2 separate regions of the Homo sapiens genome follow, and region 2 is linked to region 1. The links are chromatin loops, found by intact Hi-C in ENCODE. Cell type or tissue: Calu3. All regions are shown on one strand. Each heading gives the region's core, and the rest is flanking DNA. Links, peaks and the distances in the headings are about the cores only. Region 1 has its middle 29 kb from the start of CLINT1. Region 2 has its middle 90 kb from the start of CLINT1.

Evidence for each region. Hi-C counts contacts between places; a loop is a spot of excess contacts. Peaks named below come from ENCODE experiments on the same cell type or tissue, not always from the same donor. Only the 100,000 strongest peaks of a DNase experiment are listed, where the experiment ranks them.
Region 2: a loop joins it to region 1, with 3 times the contacts of the local background. A loop is called at or near these places in 2 of 110 quality-filtered maps.

What each region holds. Positions count from the first base shown.
Region 1 is chr5:157,884,996-157,890,373 of GRCh38, reverse strand. No RefSeq gene overlaps it. Among named protein-coding and RNA genes, the nearest start is that of CLINT1, 29 kb to the right of the region's middle. In Calu3, for the core only: no CTCF peak of the experiment used is centred there; DNase peaks (open chromatin) are centred at 1,063, 1,364 and 2,683.
Region 2 is chr5:157,945,989-157,951,366 of GRCh38, reverse strand. No RefSeq gene overlaps it. Among named protein-coding and RNA genes, the nearest start is that of CLINT1, 90 kb to the right of the region's middle. RefSeq lists enhancers at 2,272-2,566, 5,183-5,378. In Calu3, for the core only: a CTCF peak has its summit at 2,403 (motif pointing right); a DNase peak (open chromatin) is centred at 2,396.

The sequences.
Region 1 (5,378 bases), core at 198-5,197:
TTATTTATTTTTTTTTTTTGAGACGGAGTTTCACTCTTGTTGCCTAGGCTGAAGTGCAATGGCGTGATCGCGGCTCACTGCAACCTCCGCCTCCCAGGTTCAAGTGATTCTCCTGCCTCAGCCTCCTGAGTAGCTGGGATTAGAGGCATGCACCACCCACGCCCAGCTAATTTTATATTTTTAGTAGAGACAGGGTTTCTTCATGTTGGTCAGGCTAGTCTCGAACTCCCGACCTCAAGTGATTCACCCGCCTTGGCCTCCAGAAGTGCTGAGATTGCAGGCATGATCCACTGCACCCAGCAATCCTCATATTCTTATATGAGAGCACTGCCTTCCTCTCTGCAAAATTCCACCCTTCTTCACAAGGGATTTTCTTGCCCCATGCCAGCCCTCTTCCTCCACCAGGTGAAATGTGTTCCCCACAGGGGAAAAATATCCAAGTGTGAGTTAGTCTAGAATAACACTGAGAAAATTGGCAGGGGGAATTGTTGGTACTCCAGGTGTCTGGTCCTCTTTGGTGTCTCTCTAACATGGTAGGTGACAGTTAAAGATCTTTATTCTATCATGGCCTGTCAATACTTGTTGAGTCATATTTGCATCTCCCAAATATTAACATTAATTGTCAGAGGCAGTTTCGTCTTAACCAACCCACAAGGATGTCAAGAAAGGTCTTTAAATACTTCATAATTTGCCAACGTATCTTCTTCAACAATGGAGTAGGTGCTATGGACTACTATGGTTAGTTTATTTGATTCACTGTCCTCTTCCCCTCAAATTAGGATTCCCTTGGGCAGACCATCTTCCTCCCCATGACTGCCTGGGACAGGAGGAGAGGTGGTCTTCCAGCTCCACCACAATGTGAATAAGGTCATCTGAGATTTTGGGTTTTTTTAACATACTTCCTCTACACTGTAACTGACCAATAAAAGAAAGACTATGGTTAATATTCTTCCTGGTCACATTCTATCCCAGCACCAAAACTATTTATAGAGAATTCCCTGAGGGCCTGGTTGTTATTAAACCCTGTATAAATACTTTCTTTGAGCCAAGTATCAGGCTCTGGTCCTTACCCAGGTAAGAGGTGAAAAATCTCATGTTAATGTTTTATTGTGGTAAACATTACCTGGGGCTAGCCCCAATGGAAGGAATCAATCCGGCATTATAAACAATTCAAAGGCAATTTTTAGAATGAAAGCAAGCAATTCTCTATGAATCCTTTACAATGCCCAGAATAACAAGTTAAGTGTTCCAAACCACTTTTACACCTACTACATTGCTTCAATCTCACAATAACCCAGAAAGGTCATTAGACTTCACATCATTACCTACATTAAATAGACCAGGAAATTGAGACTGGGAGAGTTTCAGTGATTACACAAGGTTACCCAGCTAATTAATCACACAGCAAAGCTTGCTTTTGACATCCTAGTCCAACTCTTGCCAAAGCATTGATGTTTGCCTTCTTTATATCTATAAAGCATTTTACAATTATTCCCTCTAATGCATAGTTCCATTGACAACTTTTTAAATTCCTTTAATCCCCACAACCACCCTATGGGCAAGTTTTCGGTTTTTTTTTGTTTTTTTTTTTTTGAGAGGGAGTCTCACGCTTGTTGCCCAGGCTGGAGTGCAATGGCACGATCTCGGCTCACTGCAACCTCTGCCTCCCGGGTTCAAGCGATTCTCCTGTCTCAGCCTCCCAAGTAGCTGAGATTACAGGTGCATGCCACCATGCCCGGCTAATTTTAGTATTTTTAGTAGAGATGGGTTTTATCAGATTGGTCAGGCTGGTCTTGAACTCCTGACCTCAGGTGATCCTCCCACCTCGGCCTCCCAAAGTGCTGGGATTACAGGTGTGAGCCACTGTGCCCAGCCAAGTATTCTTATTATCCCCATGTTATAAATTAGGAAAGTTTACAAAGTTATTTACCCACACACCCTTATCTAATCACACTTGGAGTGCCCTTCTGGCCCCTTAGGGTGTTCATTGTTGTGTTAATCAAGATCACAAATTTGAGATCCTGGAATGATCTCTGAAACAGACGTGCTCAAAGGGAAAGGAGCAAAGGTTCTTGATATAAACCAGGAGCCAGTAAAAATTCTGATCATTATTAACATTAGGAATAACTCCTGAGAGTTATCATCAATTAATTTTTAACCAAGTACCAAAATAATTCATTGGAAAAAGAATAGTCTATTCAACAAATGGTGCAGGAACAACTGGTTACCTACATGCAAAAGAATGGAGTTGGGTCCCTACTTCATAGCATATACAAATATTAGTTCAAAATGGATCAAAGAACTGAATGTAAGAACTAAAACTACAAAACTCTTAAAAGAAAAGTAGGGCTGGGTGCAGAGGTTCACGCCTATAATCCTAGTGTGTCCAGAATTGGTGGGTTCTTGGTTTCACTGACTTCGAGAATGAAGCTGCGGGCTCTCACGGTGAGTGTTACAGCTCTTAAGGCAGCACGTCTAGAGTTGTTCGTTCCTCCCGTCCAGAGTTGTTCATTCCTCCCAGTGGGTTCATGGTCTCGCTGGCTTCAGGAGTGAAGCTGTAGACCTTCGTGGTGAGTGTTACAGCTCACAAAGGCAGCACAAACCCAAAAACTGAGCAGCAGCAAGATTTATTGCAAAGAGTGAAAGAACAAAGCTTCCACAGTGTGGAAGGGGACCCTGGCAGGTTGCCACTGCTGGCTTAGGCAGCCTGCTTTTATTCCCTTATCTGGCCCCACCCACATCCTGCTGATTGGTCCATTTTACAGAGAGCTGATTGGTCTGTTTTACAGAGAGCTGATAGGTCAGTTTTACAGAGAGCTGATTGGTCCATTTTGACAGGGTGCTGATTGGTGCATTTACAATCCCTGAGCTAGACACAGAGTGCTGATTGGTGCATTTACAATCCTCTAGCTAGACATAAAAGTTCTCCAAGTCCCCAGTAGATTAGCTAGACATAGAGCACTGATTGGTGCATTTACAAACCTTGAGCTAGACACAGAGTGCTGACTGGTGCATTTACAATTCTCCAGCTAGACATAAATGTTCTCCAAGACCCCACCCAACTCAGGAGCCCAGCTGGCTTCACCTAGTGGATCCCGCGCTGGGGCCACGGGTGGAGCTGCCTGCCAGTCCCGTGCCATGCACCTGCATTCCTCAGCCCTTGGGTTGTCGATGGTACCAGGCGCCATGGAGCAGGGGGCAGTGCCCATCAGGGAGGCTCGGGCCGCACAGGAGCCCACCACAGTGGGGCTCGGGCATGGCGGGCTGCAGGTCCCAAGCCCTGCCCCACGGGGAGGCGGCTGAGGCCCAGCAAGAATTCGAGTGTGGCACAGGTGGGCCGGCAGTGCTGGGGGAACCCGGTGCCCCCTCCGCAGCTGCTGGCCTGGGTGCTAAGCCCCTCACTGCCCAGGGCTGGCTGACCGCTCTGAGTACGGGGCCTGCCAAGCCCACACCCACCTGGAACTTTCACTGGCCCGCAAGCACCACGCGCAGCCCCAGTTCCCGCCCGCGCCTCTCCCTCCACACCTTCCCGCAAGCAGAGGGGGCCGGCTCCAGCCTCGGCCAGCCCAGAGAGGGGCTCCCACAGTGCAGTGGTGGGCTGAAGGGCTCCTCGAGCATGGCTGCCAAGGCCGAGGAGGTGCTGAGAGTGAGTGAGGGCTGCTAACACGTTGTCACCTCTCAATCCCCCCCTGTAAACAGGACAACCCAACTGCTGTTGGGAATTTGGCCAATGACCGCTCTAGCTACTTCCTGCTGGATAGGGGCAAAGAAGGGGCCCTGCAGTTGTAGTGTCCTCCAGAGGGGAACTCTTTAGGCCAGTGGAAGGGCCAGCGGAACAGTCCAGGGGTCCTCGGTAGAAGTCATTAGTTGAACTCATTTGAGTTCCATTGGTAAGACCATCTGTAGCTTGATGGCCTCAATTCTAGAGGAAACAAATTTAACAAGGATGTTAAAAATACAGGGTCCAAAGGCGAGTAACAGCAAGATGGCTGCCATGGGACCTAGAAAGGGGAGAAGCCATGTTGCCCAACTCCAGAGGTTGGTGTAAGAATTTGAAAGGTGTTGTCTCATTTCAGAAGCCTTTTCCTGTAAACGCTGGGTGGCATCTTGCATTATCCCTGACTGGTTAGTGTAAAAACAACACTCTTCCCCTAAGAAGGTGCAGAGTCCTCCTTTCTCAGCAGTGAGGAGGTCTAGGCCTTGGCAGTTTTGGAGAGTCACTGCTGCCAAAGAGTCTATTTGGGATTGTAGAGTAAGGATAGATTTTGTTACTTCTTGCAAACTGTCTGAAAAATCATTTGAGAGTGTGTGGTAGTAGGATAATGAAGTAGATAAACTGGCTATTCTGGCTCCTGTAACAGTAGCCATTCCTAACTCTATAAGTAGGGGTATTAGTTGTATGGCTCTGTGCTGACGGACTCGAGCTTTGAGGGGTACTGATAAGGTCTGATTTCCTGGGTCAATGTTAATGTTGGGACTTAGAAATACTAAGGTACAGGTGCCTGTCCAGTTAGTGGGGAGGCAGATATAGGTCGATGTTCCACATAAGAAGGATATGCCTTGGCTGAGTAGACAGAAATTTACCCTGGCTTTTAAAGGAATAGGGTACACTGTTTTTTTCTTTACTACTTCCATCTCTCTTTCATTCTCTTTGATTTCTTCTTTGTCTCTTCCTCTCTTTCTGACTCTCTCTTTGACTTTCTGTGTCTGTCTCTCTCTATGACTCCATCTTTGTCTCTCTCTTTCTGATTCCCTCTTTGTCTGTCTCTTCCTCTCTTTCTCCTTCTTTCTTTGACTTTTGGTCTCTCTGTTTCTGTCTCTCTGTCTCTTCCTCTCTGTCTCCTTCTTTGACTTCCTGTCTCTTTCTCTCTTTCCTTTCTGCTGCCTCTGCCAGCTGCTTATGCTGCTGTTCTCCCATCTCCTTCCCACTTTGATGGCTTTGGCAGTGTAAGACTGCCACCTCCTTGGGTTTTTGCATTGCATGCAATAACTCCATAATTTCCTTGTGGTATTTAATGGGGGTTCCCCCAGAGATTAGGAACTCCCTTTCTTTCCATATTGCAGCAAGAGCATGTAGAATTAGATAAGCATACTTGCTATCTGTATTTGCATTTATTCTTTTTCCCTTTCCCAGTTCAAAGGCTCGGGTAAGTGCCACTAGTTCTGCTAACTGAGCACTGGTCCCTGGGAGAAGAGGCTTACTTTCAAGTACAGTTACATCACTAACTATGGCATAACCTGCCCTTTGTATCCCATTCTCCACAAATGAGATTTCACTGGTATATAGGTTAAGGTCAGGATTAGCTAAGGGGAGTTCTAAGACATCATCTTGGCAGCATAAGTCTGGACTATAATTTGTTGGCAGTCATGCTCGATTG
Region 2 (5,378 bases), core at 255-5,254, 61 kb before region 1:
ACCTTGGCCTCCCAAAGTGCTAGGATTACAGGCGTGAGCCACAGCACCTCGCCTTGCTGTAAAATTCTTTCAAATGTTCTGTATGTTTGAAAATTGTCCTAAAATGTGAGGGGGGGAAAGTGTTTTTTTAAGGTAGAAAATAGGGAAATCTTTAAAAGCTCAAAGAAAATAAGACTCTCCCAAAACCTAACAAAAACTGCCCAATAATAAAAACTTAACATTTTAATGACTTGCTTTCATCCCTTTTTCTATATTTATGAATGTGGAGGGAAGTTTTTTTTTTTTTTATTTGAGACAGAGTCTTACTCTGTAGCCCAGGCTGGAGTGCAGTGATGTGATCTCAGCCCACTGCAAGCTACGCCTCCCGGGTTCACGCCATTCTCCTGCCTCAGCCTCCCAAGTAGCTGGGACTACAGGTTCTTGCCACCATGCCCGGCTAATTTTTTGTATTTTTAGTAGAGAGGGTTTTCACCGTGTTAGCCTGGTTGGTTTCAATCTCCTGACCTCATGATCCTCCCACCTCGGCCTCCCAAAGTGCTGGAATTACAGGCATGAGCCACCGCGCCCGGCCTTGTTTTATTTTTTGAGATGGAGATGGAGTCTCACTCTGGTAACCAGAATGGAGTACAGTGGCAAAATCTCGGCTCACTTCAACCTCTACCTCCCAGGTTCAAGTGATCCTCCTGCTCAGCCTCCCGAGTAGCTGGGCTTACAGGTGCCCACCACCTGCCCAGCTAATCTTTGTATTTTTAATAGAGACCAGGTTTTGCCATGTTGGCCAGGCTGGTCTCAAACTCCTGACCTCAAGTATCTGTCCGCCTTGGCCCCCCCAAAGTGATGGGATTACAGCCACCGTGCCCAGCCAAATTTGAGTGTTTTATAAAATTAGTATCAAACAGATCAATATCACCATTTTATGAAGTGGCATTTTAACCACGGCATTTTCCCAATTCATTAAATATTCTTCAAGTATATTGTGCTATAATTTACTTCAATATATTTTGGCTATTTTAGGATTTTTCTACACTGTAAATAACACTTTGATGACCGTCCATGCACAGATAAATATGCATTTTACCTAAGGACATGAAGCTACCTAATGCCTTTACCAAAAGAAAATACTTTTCACGACAGTATCGCATTGGCCGGGCATGGTGGCTCACACCTGTAATGCCAGCACTTTGGTTTGAGGGTTTAACAAGACAGCACATGGGAAGAGCCTAGCACCGTATCTGGCACATAGCTAACTCTCAATACCTGGTAGCTACCATTGTTTCACCCAGCCAAGGTACTTGTGCACTGTGACAGCTAGTTGAGGATATCTCTGGCAAAGGAACTATTCAGGGAGACACAGCAAGAACCATCGACATAAGAAGAACTATGTCTAATTTGACATAATATCACCACTACTTACACAGTTTCAGTCATGTAAGAGGTGCTCAATAAAAGTAAGCTGAATAAATGAGTGAAGGAATGAATATATAAATGAGAGAGTGGCCACCTGGCTTTAATTCATTTAGGCATGAAGCCAGCCTCAACCTCCCTTGTAAGTTTTTCTTGCCTCTGTCCCTCTAGAAGCAGCTGAACACATCTCTCCTTGGTTAGCAGAAATTGTATGATACATCTCAACTGGGAACCAGGAGTTCAAAGTCCAGCTCTATCTCTAAATAGCTGTGTGTCTTTGGACCAAACATTGATAACACCATCCCCATTAGTTAATTAGACTATTAAAATAGTTTCTGAGGAAGAAAAGGGACAGAGCGTGTCATTATGGCCCTTGTTCAGATGAGGAAACTGAGGCCCAGGGAAGTGAAATAATTTGTTCAAATTCCCTCCTCTAGACCAAACACGGTGGCTCACGCCTGTAATCCCAGCATTTTGGGAGATCGAGGAGAGGGGACTGCTTGAGCTCGCAAGTTCGAGACCAGCCAGGGCAACAAGGCAAGCATCCCCCCCGACTCCTATCTCCCTCACCCCCATCTCTACCCAAAAAAATTAAAAATTAGCAGAGCAGGGTGGCAGGCGCCTGTGTAGTCCCAGCTACTCGGAAAGCTGAGGTGGGAGGATCGCTTGGAGCCCAGGATTTGGAGGCTGCAGTGAGCTGTGATCACACCACTGCTCTCGTGACAGAGCAACACCCTGTATCAAAACAAAACAAACCAAAATAAAACAAAACAAATTCTCTCCTCCAGACCAGGAGGCAGTCAGGTAGATTTCCCCCACATGTCATCCAGCTTTAAGGATCTTATTGCAAGATTTCTTCCAATCACTTCCAGGTTGCAAACGGGTTTCCCCATAGCAGCATTTTTCACACTACTTTCTTCTGGGCTCGCTCTCCTCCCTGCTCGCTTCCCCAAAGCCCGCTCAGCTAGACTGAGCTAGGGATTTTTGACAGCAGAGGGGGCTGCTGAGACACACTGAGTTTTCTCCAAATAAGGAAGAGCATTGTGCCTGCGGGCTGAGAGGCAGTTTGATGATCATTCCATGGTGAGTTCTGCAAAGACTCTTAGGTCGCAGTAGTACAAAATATAATCCAGGAGGAACATGTGCTCGAGTCCTAGCTCTGCCAATAATAACATGTCACCCCAGGAAAGTCCCATCCTTGAAATGTAAAAATGTTTTAGCTCAGGAGTTCTCAAACCTGGCCGCACATCAGAAACCCCTGGGCTACTTACTAAAAATACAAAATCCGGGGCCTCCGTCCCAGATCTATTAAACTAGAATCCCCAGGGTGGGAACCTGGAAATCTGTAATTTTATAATTTAAGATCGCAGAAGTTTCTAATGAACAGATATGTTTGGGAAACACTTAACTAGATAAACTCAAAGGTTCTTTTTCTCTCTTTTTTTTTTTTTTTTTTTTTTGGGACGGAGTCTCACTCTGTCGCCCAGGCTGGAGTGCAGTGGTGCAACCTCCGCTCACTGCAATCTCCCCCTTCCGGGTTCAAGCGATTCTCCTGCCTCAGTCTCCCAAGTAGCTGGGATTACAGACGTGCACCACCACACCTGGCTAATTTTTTTATTTTTAATAGAGACGGGATTTCGCCAGGTTGGCCACGCTGACCTCAAGTGATCCGCCTGCCTCGGCCTCCCAAAGTGCTGGGATTACAGGCATGAGCCACCCGTGCCCGGCAAAAGGTTCTTTTTTTTTTTTTTCATTCTAAGATTGAAAACTCAAACTCTGTAGACCTCTCTCCCATTCCCATAAAATACTACTGCTTTTGTTTCTGGTTTGTTGGTAGTGACTGCCTGGGGAACTGTCTTAAGTAGGATTTGAAGGCAGTGCTGTCCTGTAGAAATACAACTTGAGCCACGAATGCAAGCCACATATAGAATTTTACATTTTCTAGTAATCACTTTTTTGAAAGTGAAATAAATATATAAAATTAATCTTAATAACATTTGGTTTAACCCAGTATATCCAAACTATTATCATTTCAAGTTGTAATCAATACAAAAAATTATTAATGAGATATTTTACATTCTTTTCTTGTGTGCCAGGTCTTCATAATCTGGTATGTATTTTACCTGTGTAGCATACCTGAATTTGGACTAACCACATTTCAAATGCTCAGTAGCTACATGTGACCTGTGGTTACCATATTAGCACTGTTAAGCAATATTGATAGGACAGGGCAATCATCAATTAGCAGTGGCCATGATAAGCAGAGAATTGGAGTGAAGGTACTTGTGCCATATAGTTGTCATCAGCAATGCCAAATAACCTAATTTCTAGTTCTCTACAGATCAGGCAAAAAGAAAAAACTCAGAGGTAACTCAGCCTCGGACTCGTTATACATTGGGGGTGGGGCAGGGGGAACACAGGAAATTCACACAAGGAGTATTAGGAACACCGCAACTGAATATGACATACTTAAAATAAGTAAAACCAAGATTTAGCCAGAACTAGCAGTAGTAGGCTCAAGCATGGCACTTGAGAATATATATTGTATTCATTCTACGAAAATAATCTTCCTGGCCAGCCGTGGTGACTCATGCCTATAATCCCGGAACTTTGGGAAGCCGAGGTGGGAGGATCACTCGAGACCAGGAGTCTGAGAACGGCCTGGGTGACATGGAGAAACCCTCTCTCTACAAAAAATACAAAAATTAGCCAGGCATGGTGGTACATGCTCTAGTCCCAACTACTAAGAAGGCTGAGGTAGGAGGATTGCCCTCAGGTTGATCCAAAGCCCAGCAGTCTGAGGCTGCAGTGAGCCGTGATCATCATGCCACTGCACTCCAGCCTGGGAGACAGAGTGAGATCCTATCTCAGACAAAAAAAGGAAGGAGGTTGGTGTGTGGTGGCTCACGCCTGTAATCCCAGAAATTTGGGAGGCCGAGGCAGGGGGATCACCTGAGGTCACGAGTTCAAGACCAGCCTGGCCAACATAGTGAAACCCCGTCTCTACTAAAAATACAAAAATTAGACGGGCATAGTCGCGCATGCCTGTAATCCCAGCTACTCAGGAGGCTGAGGCAGGAGAATCGCTTGAACCCAGGAGACAGAGGTTGCACTGAGTCGAGATGGTGCCACTAAACTCCAGCCTGGGTGAAAGAGTAACACTCCGTCTCAAAAAAAAAAGGAGAAAAAAAAAAGAAAATAGATGGGCACAGTGGCTCACACCTGTGATCTCAACACTTTCAAAGGCTGAAGCGGACAAATCACTTAAGGTCAAGAATTCAAGATCAGCCTGGCCAACATGGCAAAACACAGTCTCTAAAAAGAAAATAGGCCAGACACGGTGGCTCACGCCTGTAATCCCAGTACTTTGGGAGGCCAAGGAGGGTGGATCACCTGTCAGGAGTTCGAGACCAGCCTGGCCAACATGATGAAACCTGTCTCTACTAAAAATACAAAAATTACCTGGGTGTGATGGCGGGTACCTGTAATCCCAGCTACTAGGAAGGCTGAGGCAGGAGAATCGCTTCAACCTGGGAGGCGGAGGTTGTAGTGAGCCAAGATCGCGTCATTGCACTCCAGTCTGGGCGACAAGAGCGAGACTCCATCTCAAAAAATAATTAAGGCTGGACGCAGCGGCTCACACCTGTAATCCCAGCACTTTGAGAGGCTGAGGCGGGTGGATCACGAGGTCAGGAGTTCAAGACCCACCTGGCCAACATAGTGAAACCCCGTCTCTACTAAAAATACAAAAATTAGGTGGGTGTGGTGGCCTGCACCTGTAGTCTCAGCTACTCGGGAGGCTGAGGCAGGAGAATCACTTGAACCCGGGAGGTAGAGGTTGCAGTGAGCCAAGACCATGCCACTGCACTCCAGACTGGGTGACAGAGCAAGACTCTGTCTAAAAAATAAATAAATAAAATAAAAAAATAAAAATGAATTAATTAAAATTAAATTAATTAAATAAAAAATATATA